2 separate regions of the Homo sapiens genome follow, and region 2 is linked to region 1. Evidence: read pairs that join two places in POLR2A ChIA-PET (ENCODE). Cell type or tissue: MCF 10A. All regions are shown on one strand. Links, peaks and the distances in the headings refer to the core of each region. The heading gives the core; the rest is flanking DNA.

What was found. ChIA-PET counts read pairs that join two places held together with the same protein. Peaks named below come from ENCODE experiments on the same cell type or tissue, not always from the same donor. Only the 100,000 strongest peaks of a DNase experiment are listed, where the experiment ranks them.
Region 2: POLR2A ChIA-PET joins it to region 1 with 5 read pairs; 3 of 35 experiments call an interaction of 5 or more read pairs at or near these places.

Annotation. Positions count from the first base shown.
Region 1 is chr18:59,766,297-59,771,980 of GRCh38, forward strand. No RefSeq gene overlaps it. Among named protein-coding and RNA genes, the nearest start is that of CCBE1, 72 kb to the left of the region's middle. In MCF 10A, for the core only: no CTCF peak of the experiment used is centred there; a DNase peak (open chromatin) is centred at 3,025.
Region 2 is chr18:59,831,457-59,837,140 of GRCh38, forward strand. No RefSeq gene overlaps it. Among named protein-coding and RNA genes, the nearest start is that of PMAIP1, 66 kb to the right of the region's middle. In MCF 10A, for the core only: no CTCF peak of the experiment used is centred there; no DNase peak of the experiment used is centred there.

The DNA of each region.
Region 1 (5,684 bases), core at 832-4,831:
ACCCTTTCCTCCAAAAATAAAACCAGAAAATTTCATTCCGACATGACTTTTAGTTGTAAGCCCAAGATTTTGGGAGACACACAGACGTTTTTAAATCAAGAGAGGATATAGCACCTATTGATTCAGAGAGCTATAAATGAGAAGTTGAATGTTCTTCCCCACTCCACAATGGTGTCCACAGTCACCCTTCAATGGTGTAACAGAAACAGGATAATTACAATAGGTAGCCCTATTCAGAAATGAGGATAGTAAGAGACATACAGCAGGTGGTGGTCCACAGCAATTCTAAATCCCACTGGGCAGACATTGTAAGGGCTCCTATCAGGGGTAGGGAAAGTTCCTCGATTAGGGTCAGGTCCTGCTCCCTGGGAAAAGCTCTGTTATCCAGTCATCCTCCTGAAGCCTGGATCCAACTTCTGAACCATTCTTTTTTCATGATGATTCTCTGTGGCTGCATTTCTGTAGCGCCTACATTCTCTGTAGGTGCTATGGTCTGAATGCTTATGTTCCCCCAAAATTCATATGTTGAAACCTTAAACCCTAAGGTGATGGTAGTACCTAGATTTGTGTCCCCACCCAAATCTCATGTGGAATTGTAATCCCCAGTGTTGGAGGTGGGGCCTGGTGGGAGGTGGTCGTATTATGGGGACAAATTTCCCCCTTTGGTGCTGTTCTCTTGATAGAATTCTCATGAGATTGGGTTGTTTTCTCTCTTCCTCCCACTCTGACCTAGTGAAGTGCTGACATCTCCTTCACCTCCTGCCATAATTGAAAGTTTCCTGAGGCCTGCCCAGAAGCCGAGCAGATGCCAGCATCATGCTTCCTGTACAGCCTGTGGAACCGTAAGCCAATTGAACCTCTTTTCTTTATAAATTACCCAGTCTCTGGTATTTCTTTATAGCAGTACAAGAATGGACTAATATAGGAGGTGACTACATCATGAGGGTGGAGCCCTCATGAATGGGATTAGTGCCCTTATAAAAGAAACCCCAGAGAGCTAGCCAGCGCCTTCCACCATGTGAGGACAGAGCCAAAAGCCATCATCATCCATGAGAAATTGGGCCCTCACCAGACACCGAATCTGCCAGTGCCTTGATCCTGGAATTCCCAGCCTCCAGATTGTGAGAAAGAAATTTCTGTTGTTTATAAGCTACTCATTTATGGTATTTTATTACAGCAGCCCAAAAGAATTAAGACACTGGGCGATGAAAATATCTCTTCCTTGGAGAGGTACAGCTTTCTCAGCCCACTTCCTACTCTTAGATGATTGGAGTCCCAAAGTCATTTTAAATTTTAAACAATCACCATATTTTTTAGTCCAGACTGATTGATACTTCTTTTGTCAATGCCACTCTTGTCAAAAACATAGCTTCTTGTGTATTTTATTCTAGCCAGCTCTATATGGCAGTAACCATAGTTCAATCTGAGATACAATTCTCATATTGACTTTTTTTTTTTTTGGCTTTTATGTTCTCACCCCTCTCTTTATCACTTTAATTTCAATTTCCTGAAGCTTTCAGGCTTCAATGAGAGAACCACATACACAATCTCTTTTCCCTGAGTCATTTTCTGCAAGTGAAAGCAGTTTTTTGGACATCATATCAGTAATTGGACTGTTACTCAGAAACATCTGTATTCACAGGTTTCAACAGTAAGTGTGATGACTGCATCCTTACTGTGCTTTTTGATGCAAGGTTGACTTTCAGTTGGTCCCTGCTCCTGAAGTTTTTCTCCGTTTTATAATTTTCTATTTAGAACGGAGTCTTCCTTCAGGCTTATAAGTCCCTGAACTCTGTTTGCTGACATTCCTGCTTGAATATGAGCCAATTTCTTTTTGAGCTTACCTCTTTCTTGTAACATCTTGCCAAAAACAGCCATCACCGAAGCACATACTATTATACTAACAATAATCTTCTCTCTCAATCTCTTCTCCTAGAGGCAAAAGCTTATCAGGAGAATAATCTACATCCTAAATTACTGCATGCACAGTTTCCTGCCTCTCACTACCAGGACCTTAAGCCAATATAATTTATTTTAGATCTTTAGTTAAAGCCACAGCCCACTTCTATGTACCAATTTCTGTGTTATTCAGCATATGCAGGGTTACATTGCAGGAAAAAAAATTCAACATCTTAGTGGCCTAGAACAAATTATTATTTGTTGCCTGTGTCCATTTCAGGTCAGCAGAGGACACTTTTTACTGTTACCCTCACTTAAAGATCCATGTGAATGGAGTTTCTGTGAACTGGAACATCCCCAGTTGCCACGGAAATGGAAAGGAACATGGAAAGTTGTGCATCTGCCCAAAGACAATCATTTCTGCTCACATGGTATTGGCTAGAACAAGTCACATGGCCAACCCTAACTTCAAATTGGCAAAGCAGTGAAATTTTTCCACCTCCTGAGCTATAGGAGAATTGGAAGTATTGTTAAATAGCACTAATGACTCCCCCAACACCCATTTACTAAAAATATAAGTATGTTTACAGCTTTTGCTCAATACACATTGTTTATGTTGCACTTAAGTCTCTTGGACTTACAGAGCCTGCAATCTTTTACAGCCTTTCTGTTTCTACAGGAAATCGAAGAGACTGAAATTTAATTCTCATGGCTCCCAGTTTCAAGTGGGTGTCATGGGCATTGTTGACATATTAAAGAGAAAACAGCTAAAATGGAGAGAAATGATCATAAGTAGATACTGGAATGAGGCAACTGAGTGTGTGAATTCTCTATTTGCCTAATGTCATAGGTATGTATTTGCTTGTACATGGGCATGTGTCTCCTTTTTTAACCAAGTAGATTCTTTTTCTAAGTGCCAAAGCAAATGTGACCATTAGTGATTTTAATTGTCTTAAGTATTTAAGGCAAATCTACCAAGAATATGGAATACAATATGACCCAAGTCTAATTTTTTCATTGGTTGTCTGGTTACTCAATAAATATTTCATTTATTGAGTAATCCCATGTTCCAGAGAAATATTGTGGCCACAGAAGAAACAACAATAAGCCAGATTAAAAAAAAAAAAAGTTTCCATTCCAAACCCATTTGGCCACAGTCACAGAAACTCGGTCAGAAAGCTGGAACTGCTTCTCTAAGGTTGATGCTGGAACTGATAGCTAGGCACTATTTATAAACTTTGGGAATGTTTTCTAAATAAAGTGTTTAACCATGCTTTTGGAAAGTAAGTGTCTTCATTCATTTTGTTGTCCAAGCTCTCTTTGATCCATTAATTTCACTTTTCCTTTGATTTTTCCAAACACTGAAAAGAGAAAGTTCATTTTTTCTTATGGTGAGCAGCAAATAATTTGCTCATGATCAAGAGACCTTGTGAAGACATCAACGTGATGTTTTTCTTGGTGCTAAGCTGTTCTGTGGAACAAAGGAGTTGCCAAAAATGCCCGCTTCACATAGATGCATAGGACAAAAGTTTCCTAATCATAGCAGAGCCAGTCCAATTCAGGGTGGGGAGGAAGGAAAGATGCTCCCAGGAGCCTCAGCATCCTCTTTAGAGTCCTTCCTGGATCCCCCATGGTAAGTCCTTCTGCTAAGTCAGGGCTCCAGTGAACAGGGACATACCAGGGTAGGGCAGGGGCTTCTGCCTGCCAGCTTTAAGAGATTTTAGTTATGTCAATCTTTTTGAAAACTAATATTCAGGAAAGAAGTAGGCAGGCTCTTTGGGGGGTCCCTAGGTCCATGCAGGCTCACTCAGTAGGGTGGAGAATCAACAAGTGCTCAGCTGGTAGGTGAGGGGGTCAAACCAGAAAATAATTGGTGGAAGGTGAGAGTGGCTGAGGCTGGTCCAGGAGTACCCACTGGGACTCCTCATTGGGGCAGACAGGGAGAGGCAGGCTTCACAAGCCTTACTGCAAACAAGTGAAGCTGAGTGGGAACCAAACAAGATCAGTTCATGGTGACAGACCCCAACCAAGGTTTCTTCCTCCGAGGCCAATTACAGCAACAGAGGCTGATGGTCAAAGGCTACACTCTACCAAAGCTCCTTGGACTCCCTGGTAAGCCTGGCTGGAGGACGTCTTTCCCCAATCCTAACAGGGTGCAAATATTTAAGGCCCCCCATATGAGAACAAAGTCTTTCTTGCTCAGCTGGAGAAATAACATCATGCCATTTGCTCCAAGGTTCCTCTGAGCCTGACATGGGTAAACAGCAGCTCCTGTAGTCCTTGAAGGGAGAAGGACAGACAGCCCCAAAGAGCTGTTTCCCAAGAGGCAGTGCATGTGTGCCTAGAACCCTAGGTGGCTTTCGGTAGTCCAGAGAGAGCCTGGCAGTGGTCACTGGAGGGAACTGGGTGGCTAGGGAAAAGCAGGAGGCAGGAAGGAAGGGACAGCAGATGGGGCAGAGCCAGCTCAGAGGCATTAAGATTCATTCTCTGTCCCCATGACCCTGAGAAACCCCTCTCCAGGCCAATCTACACACATCCCTGTGACCCAACTTTATAGGTCAGTCAGTGACCAAGCCAAGAGATCTCTGAGACCAGGTACTCAAGCATGGGTAGTGATCTCTGGGTAAGAGTGGAACCCCTGAGCTTGTGTGTGAGGAGAACTTGGACTTCCTTCCCTCCCTCACCCCCTACTCCACTACCTAGGACCACACAGGGAGCCTGGGACCTGGTTCTCTGGATTAAGGAGGGGATGTGACCACCAATTCCTGTTCAGCCCCCACTGAGGCAGTGGAGCTCTGCAATTAAGAGTGAGGCTGTGATTCACAGAAAATAAGGAATATTCTGGATAGAAAAGTGGAGCGCACTGGGCACAGTGGCTCATGCCTGTAATCCCAGCACTTTCAGAGGCCAAGGCAGGTGGATCACTTGAGGTCAGGAGTTCGAGACCAGCCTGGCCAACATGGTGAAACCCGTCTCTACAAAAAATACAAAAATTAGCCGGGTGTGGTAGTGCATGTCTGTAGTCCCAGCTACCTGGGGGGCTGAGGCAAGAGAATTGCTTGAACCTGGGAGGCAGAGGTTGCAGTGAACTGAGACCATTCCACTGCACTCCAGTTTGGGCAACAGAGCGAGACTGTCTCAAAAAAAAAAAAGAAAAGAAAAGATCCGTTCCAAGATGGCTGAATAGGAACAGCTCTGGTCTGCGGCTTCCAGCGTGATCAACGCAGAAGACAGGTGATTTCTGCATTTCCAACTGAGGTACCTGGTTCATCTCAATGGGACTGGTTGGACAGTGGGTGCAGCCCACAGATGGTGAGCCAAAGCAGAGTGGGGCATCATCTCACCCAGGAAGCGCAAGGGGTTGGGGGAGTTCCCTTTCCTAGCCAAGGGAAGCTGTGACAGACTGTACCTGGAAAAACAGGACACTCCCTCCCAACTACTTGCTTTTCCCATGGTCTTAGCAACCGGCAGACCAGGAGATTCCCTCCTGTGCCTGGCTCTGCAGGTTCCATGCCCACAGAGCCTTGCTCACTGCTAGCGCAGCAGTCTGAGATCGACCTGTGAGGCAGCAGCCTGGTGGAGGGAGGGGTGTCTGCCATTGCGGAGGCTTGAGTAGGTAAAGTGGCCGGGAAGCTCGAACTGGGCAGAGCCTACCACAGCTCAGCAAGGCCTACTGCCTCTATAGACTCCACCTCTGTAGGCAGGGCATAGCTGAACAAAAGATAGCAGAAACTTCTGCAGACTTAAACGACCCTGACAGCTCTGAAGAGAGCAGTGGTTCTCCC
Region 2 (5,684 bases), core at 1,099-5,098, 65 kb after region 1:
CTGTAATCCCAACTACTCAGGAGGCTGAGGCAGGAGAATCACTTGAACCCAGGAGGCAGACATTGCAGTGAGCTGAGATTGTGCCACTGAACTCCAACCTGGGTGACAGAGTGAGTCTCTGTCTCAAAAAAAAAAAAAAAAAAAAAAAGAGAGAAGAAGAAGGAGGAGGAGGAGGAGAAGGAGGAAAGAAAAGGCACTAAGTGAGCAGATCTGGTGGAGAAGGTCAAACTCAGCAGGAGGGCGGTTAAGTCAGGGACAGCGATTCCAGACAATGTGGGGTGTGCTTGTCCCTCCCATGGACACCCCTGCCTCCATCCCACCTAGGCCCAGGAGAGTCTGTCTGCTCTAGGGTATGAAAGATGTAACCTAGGAGCCTCCTGTATGAGAGAGCTGAAAGAGAAAGGAGAGACCTTTCCCTCAGGCCAGAGAGGATGGGTCAGCAGAGCAGAAAGCAGCCCAAGGCCACCACAGTGAGCCCAGGTGGCAGAACACAGGGCTAACTGAGCTGCTGGCCACGGATACAATTCAGGGGAGTCACCCCCATGCCTTTCTGGCTCCTGAAGAAAAACAAGAGAAAAGGATGCTGTTTGAACAGTCTTCCCTGCGAGGTTGTATATTCAGTGAACTTAGGGACAAACTATCAAAGGGACAAACTGAAAGGATCCACAAGCTTGGAGAATGAGAATCAGGGTACACATGAGACCCCTGCGGGTTCCTAGATGAACATAGGACAATAAAGCCCTGGAAAAGAAAAAAAGACAGACGCGGGGGAGCAGGGGTCTTGAGGTCTTGAAATTGGGTCATTTCTGCAAATACAATCACAGTTCTCAATTCAGGTAACACCTAGGTCCAACCAGTCAATTATATCCAACAGTGTGTGACTGAGCTATATGTTGCAGTACAATGCAAAATTGCAGTCATTTTTGAAATCAAGCATAAGTTTTTGAAAAATTTTAAAGATAACTTTGCATGGCTTTTCCAAATTTTAGAGTGTGATTTCACCCCCCTCTGGATAAGGGGATGTCAGTGGAATAATTTGAGCAACTTGGCCTCCAGGGAACCAAGTATCCTGTGGTAGAGTTCAATATATAGGCAAGGTGGGGAAGGTAGGAGAAGATCAAAGAGGTGGCTGGAGAAGTAGGCAGGTCAGCCAGGGCCTCTGGGCCCCACCCTTCACAGGGTTGCCCATGCATGTGGTCTCTCCCCGATCCCATCCCAGTCTCTGGGTGTCCCCTGCTCTCTCTCTCTATCCCATCAGGGTCACTGCCCCCAATACCAAGTTTACCTCAAATTTCCTCTGGCTTCACCTGTCGAATGAACCTATCCTGTGCTCTCCACCAAAATACCAGACACATATTTGAATCCCAGTTAAGATGTTAGAGCATGCAAATAAATACATATGTTAAGATGTCAGAGCATACAAATAAATATGTATGTTAAGATGTTAGAGCATGCAAATAAATACATATGTTAAGATGTTAGAGCATGCAAATAAATACATATGTTAAGATGTTAGAGCATGCAAATAAATACATATGTTAAGATGTTAGAGCATGCAAATAAATACATATGTTAAGATGTTAAAGCATACAAATAAATACATATGTTAAGATGTTAGAGCATGCAAATAAATACATATGGTAAGATGTTAGAGCATGCAAATAAATACATGTTAAGATGTCAGAGCATACAAATAAATACATATGTTAAGATGTTAGAGCATGCAAATAAATACATATGTTAAGATGTTAGAGCATGCAAATTAATACCTATGGTAAGATGTTAGAGTATGCAAATAAATACATATGTTAAGATGTTAGATTGTGCAAATAAATACATATGTTAAGATGTTAGAGCATGCAAATAAATACATATTTGTAATCTTTTTCCTTTCTCTTTTTCTTAATTCTAAATCTCCCGCATATTTCTATTTTTTATAGTGGTATCTCGGAGACAATTCCTTAACTCAAAGACTGATTATTAGCGGAGGCATTCTAAGCATTTGCAGGCAAGAAGGTTACCTGTTCATTCTCACATTGGGTGTAGGCCTATTACAATTTTACTTTATTTATCGTATTGTCTTTTACTTTGTTTTGGAAACCAGACTTTAGTGTATTGAATGAGATCCTGAAACTTAGAACCAGATGGATCCAAGTTTAATTCTTAACTCTAACGTTGTCTGGAGCACGTCACTGGAATGCTGGGAGCTTCTGTTTCCAAACTTGCAAAGGAGGGCCATCGTAGCTCCTCACTGGGCTCTAGTGGAAATGTCTGTGAAATCTCTAGTGTAAAGTCCTGTGTCTCTACCAGGCAGCCATTCCCTTCCTTCTTATAATAGAGCCACTTCCCATACACATGCTGAAGTTGGAAAAGTTTCTTTTCTATCACAAAAAATAGAATCTGGGTGGGGGCAAGAATACTGCTTTTCTGCCCCGGCTTGTTGGGTGTGTGAAACTGTGACTGACACCTTGAAATTATGAGGGATTCCCCTTCTACCCACAGAGGCAGAGTGAAAAGATGACAGAGCCTCAGCTGCCGAATTAACCCAGCCAGGACTTGACTACCCATGGAGTCTTTACCTGAGATGATAAACTCCTCTTGCTTAACACATTTTCAGTTGGGTCTTCTGATATTTGCTATCAAATCACTCTGATGGTTTTGTATTTTGTTTGTTTGTTTGTTTGCATTGTGACGTTTTGCATTTTAGAAAAGTCCATAAAAGGACTCAGGTAATATTAACTATCTTGATTTTCACTTAAATCACTTGATTTAAGTGATTATCCTTGATCAGTCAGGATGAACCACTTCTAGGTGGCCTGTTAATTTAAATAAAAGATGCAGGTGGTCTAGACCAGCAGCTCCCGCCCCCCAATCTGTGCTCACTAGTCACCAGACACACAGAGTCAGAACAGTGAGAGACTGTTTTGAATAGTTACCACAAAGCATCTCAAACTTCATCATCCTCAAATGAAAGATCAAATTGGTCTTTTCATAAAAGTGAAAGAGAACAGTATTTAGTGTTACAAAGAACCCTGGCAACTAATGACAGCATTCTAAAATGAACAATCATTAAAGAAATGAAAATTTCAGAAAAATTTGCATCTTCACCCATGTGACTGCAGTGGAAATGTTACACCGGGTGATGGTATTTGTTAAAATACGTTTGTGTCTTCCCATATTCAGTTTGATTCAATATGATATTTTCTTGGAGTTTCTGGGGGCATCACCGGTACCCAGAATTCTTGGAAAGGCAGTGGGTGTCTGGCTGGCACTGCCTGTCACCCCCCTCCCCAACCCAGCACTAGTCTCCCTGCCTGTCTTTTCACATCAAGAATTAAGCAAAATCTAGCATCCTGATGTAATTTAGGAACAAGCTGTTATTTTTTTCTCCCTTAGTCAATAATGTTGTATTGTTTTAGAATTAGAATATCTTTTACAATCTCATTGTAACTCAATCTAATCTTCATTTAAATTAAAAGTAAATTTGCAAAGCAAAAGGAACAATAGTAACCTGCTCAAATCATTTAGACCAATGAGACACTTGAGAAGATCAACAGGGATTTGGGTGGGGGATAGAGGAGGCAAAAACAAGCTGGTTGGCTTGTTCTCATTTCGTTTTGGCATATGGCATTTTCCCAGATGCAACGCTGGGTTTACCAGGTGGGACAGTTTAACTGGAATTTCAGTTCACCGCCAAAATGTTGTATCCTGGTGCTGAAAGGGGACATGAGGAAACTTTTTTGGAGTGGTGGCAATATTGAATATTTCCATATCTGATACCTTGATTCTGGTGACACCTATATGACTATTTGTCAAAATTCACGGAGCTGTACACATTAAAAAGTGAAGTTTATTAAATATGTTATTGAATGTAAATGTTAAACCTGATTTAAAATAAAATAAAATTTTATTAAAATGAAAAAGAAGATACCATATTAGTAATTTCACAGGTCAAATGCAGCCAATTTGAGTAAAATCATTTTGCTCTCTTTTGAAAGGGCATTGAGGTTTTTGTTTGTTTGTTTGTTTTAATACTTTACCTCTATTCTATTTTGTTATCAAGTCTCTTCCAGGGAATATCATTTCAGAGGCTGCAAACTTGAGTTTACTATAGAATCCTTGTGAAATGATCTCATTCTTTATTTTAAAAAATTGTATCTTAGGTCCAAAACCAGAGGTAAGAGGGATCTTGAAAATAACCCACAGTTATACAGAAAACCGTCTGAAAACATAGCCTTATCCTAGACTATTTTATCTAGTTCACCTCTTAACACATTCCTTAGAGCGGTAATCACTTATGTTTTTGCTTTCAATTTCTTGAGCTGTAAAATGTAGGGTGGATTGGATTAGCCTTATTTATGCCACTCAGATTGCTAGTAGTAGCTGCTTGGAAGTACCATGCAGAGAGATGCACAGTGATCTGCCTTCCATGGGCACGGGCTTCAGGGAGCAGAATGCGGGGAAGGGGTGACACCTGACACCTATTTGCTATCTCCACTCTCCTCAAGGCCGTCAGCTCCACAGGGATTGGGTCCTGTTAGTTTTATTTCCTTCTGTATCCTCAGTTCTTAGCACAAGGGAATTCCAAGGGTGTTCAGTAACTCATGTTACAAATGAATGATGATTTGTAAGGTGCTTTTTGGCTCCAAAGATCTGAAGGTTGAAACTGTGACAGGCAGTGGGCCTCAAGTCAGGGCACAGCTTGTCCCTAAATAGTGAGTTATTTTTGAAGCGTCCCTAGAGATCTCTGACACACAGACCCTTCTCACTACCTCTTTAGGTTCTTTTTCACTAGCTGCAGATTTAGATTGTAAATAAAATACAGCTGGGGGCCGGACATGGTGGCTCACGCCTGTAATCCCAGCACTCTAGGACGCCGAGGCGGGCGGATCACTAGAGGTCAGGAGTTCGAGACCAGCCTGGCCAACACGTCGCTACTAAAAATACAAAAATTAGCCGGTCGTGGTGGCATGCATCTGTAATCCCAGCTAGTTAGGAGGCTGAGGCAGGAGAATTGCTTGGACCCGGGAGGTAGAGCTTGCAGTGAGCCGAAATTGTGCCACTACACTCCAGCCCAGGCAACAGAGCAAGATTCTCTAAAATAAAATAAAAGGAATAATTATTTATTCAAAAAATATGAAAAGAAGATAAAAATTACTTGTGATTCAATCATCTAGGGGTAGCCACTGTGAACATTCTAACGTCCATTCTTTCAAATGTCTTCCTGTGTGTGTATACATATATACATATCTACATAAGCACACACAGACCCTCATTTGTGTAAGTGGAATTATAATATTCATACAATTCCATTATCTTCTATTTTTACTCAACAATTTATTAATGGTCAATTAATATAGCTCTGTAATATTCCATTGTATGGATGAGCCGTATTTATTTAATCAGTTCTTTATTTGGGAACATTGGTTGTTTTCAAATTCTTATCCTTTAAACTCTGAATACTCTCCTACTTATATGTTTTGTTTCTTGATAAACACATTCTTCACATAAACTCCCAATGGTGGGATTACGCCGTCAACAGTACTAACATATCACCTTTTGAAACCGAATGGCAAAGTGTCCTCCTGAAAAGTTATTCCTCTTTGTTCTACCAGTAATCATGCTTGTGTGCTCATTTTTAATATGACTCTCTTGGGTTTAGGTAATTTTTATTTTATTTATTT